Linked DNA regions of Homo sapiens: region 2 is linked to region 1. A link is a contact called in ENCODE Hi-C or POLR2A ChIA-PET data. All regions are on one chromosome and are shown on one strand. Each heading gives the region's core, a stretch centred on a gene start or an enhancer-like site at or near the end of the contact. The rest is flanking DNA. Distances are from core to core; before and after follow the strand shown. Region 1 overlaps SGMS2 (sphingomyelin synthase 2). Region 2 has its middle 24 kb from the start of SGMS2.

Region 1 (3,483 bases), core at 396-2,895:
CTTATTTAGAAAAAGAACTAGTGCTAATGACTTTTTCCCATAGCTTTGAAAGGTGCTTTTAAAAGAGAGAGCAAGCAACATTCCTCATTCAGCTGGGATGTTCAAAACAGGTTATAAAAATTATTCTACTAGTTACTAAAATGTAAGATCCAATTCTACTTCAAATGTAAAAAGGCAAACTTGTGTGAATTGCGACTGAAACAGTGGATATCATTAAAATTTATGGTCTGGCTATGTGACCGTGTGTTTGGACATGTTGAAAATCTAAGGTGGTAGGTAGAGGCAGTTAATAATAACTATCTAATGAAAATTCAAAAAGGATCTAGATGAAAATACAGCTAAATTGAGGGAAAGACTGTACTTCAGGGTGGAGTCCACATACTTACCAGATTCTGGACAATTTCTCTTTTCACACATATATCAATAAAACCTTGCTCTAAATAAAGGAGAAAGCAAATTATCTGCCGCCTTAGCAGGCTCTTACATTGTGTTAATTTCCAGACACTAAAGAGAAAAACACTGAAGTTCATAAATACATTTTTTGCTTTTAGCATAAAGCATCCTTTAACAATTTCAGGAGCAGGTTACTTTTTTAAGTAAAAGACAACTCATAGCTAAGTCTATTACTTAAGCATATTAAGGAAACACATGAAGAGTTATATTAAGGAAAATGCTTAGGAATGACTGCAGTTTGTGGAATAAGGTTTTAAGACTGCAAAGTTGCATTTGGGGAACTCTTTAACAAAGATAGACTGAATTCCTCTAATCACAAAACAGTAACAGTGTTAGGGTCTGAGTGGATATACCACATTGAGAGTTCTATAATTGATCAAGTAATGAAAAGTGTTACCAACTAAAAAACAATACAGCCAAAATTCTCTAAGAATGATCTTGTGGCATTAATACTGAAATCCTATTTGACTTGGAATGTTCAGATTGTATCCAAGTTAGCATACATTACATTTTTAAACTCTGTATTATGGTCAGTGTTTTGATCAAAATCATATTTTAGTGATTTAATCACTACCATCCCAGTGGAAAACAAATGTCTAAATGATGAATGAGAGGAAAGGAGGAATTAAGGAGCCTTCGTTTTTATGGACTAGGAGTCAGAATTCACATAGAGAAGCAGAAATAACCACTTCAGGGCTATGTCCAATTCTTAAGTGTCTTCAAAGCAAAAGTACCTGACTTATTTCTTCTTGATTTCCTACTATTCCAAAAATGAGGAGGCTGAACCCAGTGAACCATGAGCTCCTTTGTGGTGTCCAAGGAAAATCAGAGGGCAAGTTTACTTTAGAAATCTAAAAATCAAAACCGCATGGATCTGGTTCTAAACTCAGTCTCTTAAACACTTGTAACTAGATAGCAAGCAAACAAAAAACCGAAACCACATCCACACACCCAGCCCCACAGAAATGTAAAATTTGAGAATTGAATCTAGGCAAACCTTAAAGCAGGCTATTGACTCTAGACCAATACAGACATCACATTATGAGTAATGGAGAAAAAAGTTTCTCAACCTATTCCTTTTCCCACTTGTCAAGAGCCTGAAATAACAAACATGATGGGAGTGAATGTTATTCCTTTCCAAGCCTCTTGATTTATCATACAAATACCATAGCACCAAGTTGCTGGAAGTCAGGAACTGCACCTTAAATTCATCAACTCTGAGTCATCCACCACAGTACTGCTGTACACTGCCACTTTCATACACAGTTGCTCATCAAACACTTACTGAATAGTGACTGAATTTATTCAATGTGGTAGAGCTTTCTACTGTTTTCTTTCATCAAATGTTTGGGTAAGACTGAATTTATTGGGGGAAAAAAAGGAAAAATAATCTCAATAACCCATCTATTCACTCAAAAACAAACCCATGACAAATCCTCAAAACATTAGATTTACTTACTTGTATCTCAGAAACAGCCACTGGGTGATCCATAATCCAACTAATATAATCCCATTTATTTCTGATACAGAAAATGCCCATTTCACCCTATCAATGTAATCAAAAAACTTGTCTGGGAGTGGAGGGCTAAGCTCCTTGGGAGGGACCCTCTCATGTACAACTGTGATCATGACGGTTGTCAAGACGAGGTTGAAAACTGCATATATGAAGGCAATGCCCGTTTTCCACCACTCTAGTGGAAATTTGTTCCTTGATTCAGTGGGCATAGCAATTTGGATATAGTCCGGGTACTTTTTGGTGCCTTTTCGCAGCCCACTGGATAAGCTCTTGGGTTTACCATTGCCATTTTTGTTTTCTTCTTCAACAGGTTCAGCGGGTCTTGCATAAGTGTTCGTAGGATCACTGGGTTGATTTTCCAAATGTTCTTCAAGTTTTGCTGTCTCTATGATATCCATTGTCCCCTAGTCTTCAGATCAAAAAGGAGATGGTCAAGTTCTTGTTCTTTGTGGAAATTTAGCTTTTTTCAATCCTTCTATTTCCAAGATCAACATGGACTCTTACAATGGACTTTGTTTCCTAATACAAAATGTAGAAGGTAGCCATCCGATTACTGTTTCTTCCATGCAGCTATATGCTGTACCTTCACCACTTTCAAGAAAGGAAGCCAATTCTTCCCTCAAAAAGATGTTACTATCCCACCTAAAAGCAAAACAAAATTATGTTCAGAAACTATGCTTGTCCAACTGTCAACCATCCAAAACAGAAACATTCTTAAACTAAGGAAACAAATACCAAAGCCATTTGCTTTATAAATGTAACGTCAGAACCTAGTTAAAGCTGCTGAGATCAAGTTTATTTACAAAATACTGAACAGTTTTATCTTGGAATTCTTGTCTCTTTTTGAGCTAGTATTGGTAGAAATAGGAACATTTTAACAATCAGTTCCCTTTAAATTTCCTTAAAGAAAAATCAGGACCTAACATTGCAAACACTTCATCAGACACTATCACTTGTTGCTAACCATGAAGTCATAATAAGCTAGAAATTACCCAGAGATCACATCAATCCTTCCTAAGACTGTATTTTCTATGAGCCATAAAGAAAGAATAAAAAACTGGTAAGAGGCTTATATGCATTGAATAATTGTTACTCTTCATTTGTCAAAATAGTCAATTTTCTATTTTCTAATTAAAAAACAGAAGTCTTTTTAAGTGACCGCTTTTAAGAACAGATTCAAGAACAACACATTCAAGATTTTTAAAATGGCACAGCCTCAGTTTATCCTTTTATATTCAGAGACGCACACCATATACAAGAAAAGCTGGCAGCCTTCAAAATAACTCTGAAAAGATACACCAAGCCTTAGCTATGTCTCTCACGCAGGTAACAAGTAGAATTTATTTGAAGGATAAAAATACCTCACTACAATTGGCATGATAAATTAGTAACTAACAATATTTTGATTCAGCTACCACAATTTCTACCAAACAACAGAAACGGGCCTCCAGAGGACCAGCTCAGGGGACTCACCCACCACGACACTGATGAGGATAACTACCTTTGGCTTCAGC
Region 2 (3,280 bases), core at 578-3,077, 96 kb after region 1:
GACTGAAGAATTCCCCTTCCATGTACATTTGAATCAAAGAAAACTATTGGTGTATAAATTCTAGCAATACAAAAGGAAAACGAGATCCAATACACAGAGGTGTGGCAGTCAGCCAACCACTTACCCTGACCCATGCTGCTTTCTTCCTGGGACACACTACTACATTCCCTAGCTCCTCTTGCTATTAAGTGTGCCCACATGGCTGACTCATAGCCACTTTAACAGTAGTGTTTATGAATGGCACCATTTCCAGGTCTGGCCTATAAAAACTTACCACACATATTCCTCCATGCTCATTTCCCCTTTGGGCTGGCTGGAATGGGAATGGCTCCCAGGCAAACCGAATGGAGTGTGTTAAAGACAGCAAAGCGCTCCTGTCAACCTGGTCTCTGAGTGGCTGCATGGAAGAGGGCTTCCTGCCAACTAGTTCACTATACAATTTTGTACGTGTCTTAGTTTGGATTGCTATATCACAATATCATGGGCTGGGGGGCATAAACAATGAACATTAATTTCTCATGGTTTTGGAGCTAGGAAGTCCAAGATCAAGGTGCTGCAATATCCTCCTTTTCTTATAAGGCCACCAATCCTATGGGATTAGGAGCCGGCCCTTAGGACCTCATTTAACCTTAATTACCTCCTAAAATGCCTATCTATAAACACCGGAGTTAGAGCTTCACTGCATATGGCATAGGAGGGGGAGACACAATGCAGTCCATAGCAGTGAGTAGGAAATAGACTTCAATAGTGTGTTTTTATACATTTTGAGATCTATTTATAATGGCAGTTACCTTACCTTGATTAATAGAAGGGGATACAACAGAGGAAAGAGTGAGGTTTCATGCACAGGTCTTTCAAGAGGGCAACCAGCTTATCCTACCTGGGGTAGAATACAGAGGTCTTTAGGAGGGAGGTTGCCAGGTGAAGAAGGAACTGATGTGTTCAGATGTCTGGCAAAAATTATTAGTAGAGTTTCAGCAGCTCTATCAGAACATTTAGAAAAAATATAATGTTAGCTACATGGAAAGCTAAGCAAAGACAGTTTAAACTCTAGGATAAACCACAATATTCATAAGGAACAACTTGGGTCAAGCAGTGAATATTTACTGCTCATAGTAATGTCAATGACTGTGACTGCTGACTTAGCCAAACATTATAGTAAAGTGATATTGAGAGGATGAAGAAAGAAAGGGAAGTTCTCTGTGTGTGTGTGTGTGTGTGTGTGTGTGTGTGTGTCTTGACAGAGTTCAACTTCTATAACAGGAGGTGAATTTTAAAAAATTAAAATAGATCAAGAAATAGCAGTAAATCGTTACCAGTAAAAACAGCATGAAAGTTGAAGGTGGTTTCCACTGGGAGTGGGATAGGGGAACAGGACTGTGGGCTGGGCAGGGGAATGTGAGTTTTCATTAAAGCCTCTTAGTACTAGCCAAATATTTAAAATTCTATGCACATATTGATAAAAATCATTTACACATTACAACTTTTTTTCCTTTTTTTTTCAGTAAGATTGAAGGAGAGGTGAAGAAGGAGATATAGGAAGTGTAGACAATTCCTTCAGGAAGCTTTGCCTGCAAAGTGTAGCAAGGGGTTGGGGCAGCAGTCCAAACATTTAAGGGAGGACTTAAACTTAAAAAAATTATACTAATAATATTTAGTTAACCCATCAATTAGTGCAGGGTTTATAATGAAGAGCAAAGTCCCCTGCTCCACCCTTTCCAACTCATTGTTTTCTGTTCACTTATAAACATTTCAATGCTGGCTGCTCTCAGTGCCCTACTGTCCACATGACTGCAGTTTCCTGCCCTGTGAGAGGAAGACAGCGATATCTGCTAAGGGACAGGGGCAACCGCTCTCCAGTGAGGGAGTGACTGCCGCTGGCACAATCCTCTGCCCTGTTCTTCCCACCACCCAAGCCCTTCGGAGGGAATGAGTGCCCAGAGGGGAGGCTAGGAAGTCAGAAGTAAGAGCATTTCCACAGTAGTGCTCTGCAAAATCCTGTGGACTCTCAGAATCACAACGTCCCACTAGGAAAATGCCGGTGCAAAGGTGAAAGAAAAAAGTCAATTCCATTTGCAGCGTCGCTGAAAGTGAGAACCGAATTTGATTGGGGAAGTGAAATGATTATCTCTGCCCCTCTTGAGGAGCAAAGGAAAAAATGAGCTCAAAAAAGCTTTTCTGTTGACATCATTGTCCAGTCCTCCTGTGACTGTAATTATTAATATAAGCAGGCATAGAGTAGTTCTTGGGGTGACGCTTCTACTGAGAGTATTGTGGGTAGGGATGTATTTTATTGCACTCAAGTGCCTATAACCATAACAATATGTTATAAGCATATAATGTTTACTTTCTGAACATTGGTGAAGCAACCATCCTGCTATAGAACAACCAAAACTGTAAAAGATTTCAAGACAAAAATCTCCTTAGGAAAATGACTTAGCTGGCCTGCAGATCATTATCTAATGATTTTTAAAGATTATATTTTAAATTACTTGGCATCCTGTGCTTCTCCTTTTCCCCACCACATTTAAGAGGATGATAGATCTATCTAGTTTAATGTAATATAACCCATTATATAAAGTACTGAAGTTGAATACTGAATAGGCAGGACTAGTGCAAATATATATACCACTGCTCTACAGTGGGAATTCATTTTGGAGGCAGGTTCTGGTAAGTAACAAAACATATACGCTGAAAAGGGTTGGGAAGAACCTTCCTCTCTGATGTTTCCCATGATACTGTCAGTCATACCGAAATGTTGACAGGGGCGTAAAGGCACCTCATCTTTTAGTTGTGCATGTGATTACATCAGCCTAGAAAGGGGAGCTCAGATAACTTCCGGGACTGGACATTTACTGGACAGTAAAATGGGAGAGATGGTGAGTCCCAAGAGTATATACATGAAATTAAACCTACACGTACACATACACATACGTATACACACACACACCAGCCACATCGTGTTGTCCAAACAAGGATCTGCTGGTCACATCCTTCCTAAAGGCTACCAATTTATGATCTTTTCTTAGCTGTAGGAAAATTTCTCTGTCCAAACTGTGGGATCAAAACAGATCTCAAGAGTCAGCAGGATGTCTGACTCCATCCTGGAACAGAGAGATTTTGTCCTAAGGTAGTTAATCCAAAATGATTGCCTGAAGTCCCACTCATCCTTCAAGGCCTGCTCAAGTCCAACTCCTCTTTGAAATCATCCCATCTTCCTGTGAGGCTGTGCCTTACCTTCCGCAGGTAGGTAGGCTGTGTTCTGGTGTTACAGTCATTC

The links. A loop is a pair of places that touch in the nucleus more often than their neighbours do. ChIA-PET counts read pairs that join two places held with the same protein, here RNA polymerase II (POLR2A). Pooled maps may share reads with other maps.
Region 2: a pooled map shows a loop between it and region 1 (2.2-fold over the local background). The contact joins two enhancer-like sites. A Hi-C loop is called at or near these places in 2 of 168 maps with a recorded cell type or tissue (adrenal gland and psoas muscle) and 1 of 50 pooled maps. POLR2A ChIA-PET finds 5 or more read pairs at or near these places in 1 of 52 experiments (activated T-cell).

Annotation. Positions count from the first base shown.
Region 1 is chr4:107,894,438-107,897,920 of GRCh38, reverse strand. It overlaps SGMS2 (sphingomyelin synthase 2), which reads right to left. Exons shown (of 7, transcript NM_001375905.1): 3 at 1,913-2,611. The coding sequence starts at 2,367. All of the region lies in intron 1 of CYP2U1-AS1 (CYP2U1 and SGMS2 antisense RNA 1), which reads left to right. Among named protein-coding and RNA genes, the nearest start is that of CYP2U1, 35 kb to the left of the region's middle. Within about 2 kb of position 1,645, at least 8 of the 41 ENCODE cell types and tissues checked have a DNase peak (open chromatin) inside an H3K27ac peak, as active enhancers do.
Region 2 is chr4:107,798,803-107,802,082 of GRCh38, reverse strand. No RefSeq gene overlaps it. Among named protein-coding and RNA genes, the nearest start is that of SGMS2, 24 kb to the left of the region's middle. Within about 2 kb of position 1,827, at least 5 of the 41 ENCODE cell types and tissues checked have a DNase peak (open chromatin) inside an H3K27ac peak, as active enhancers do.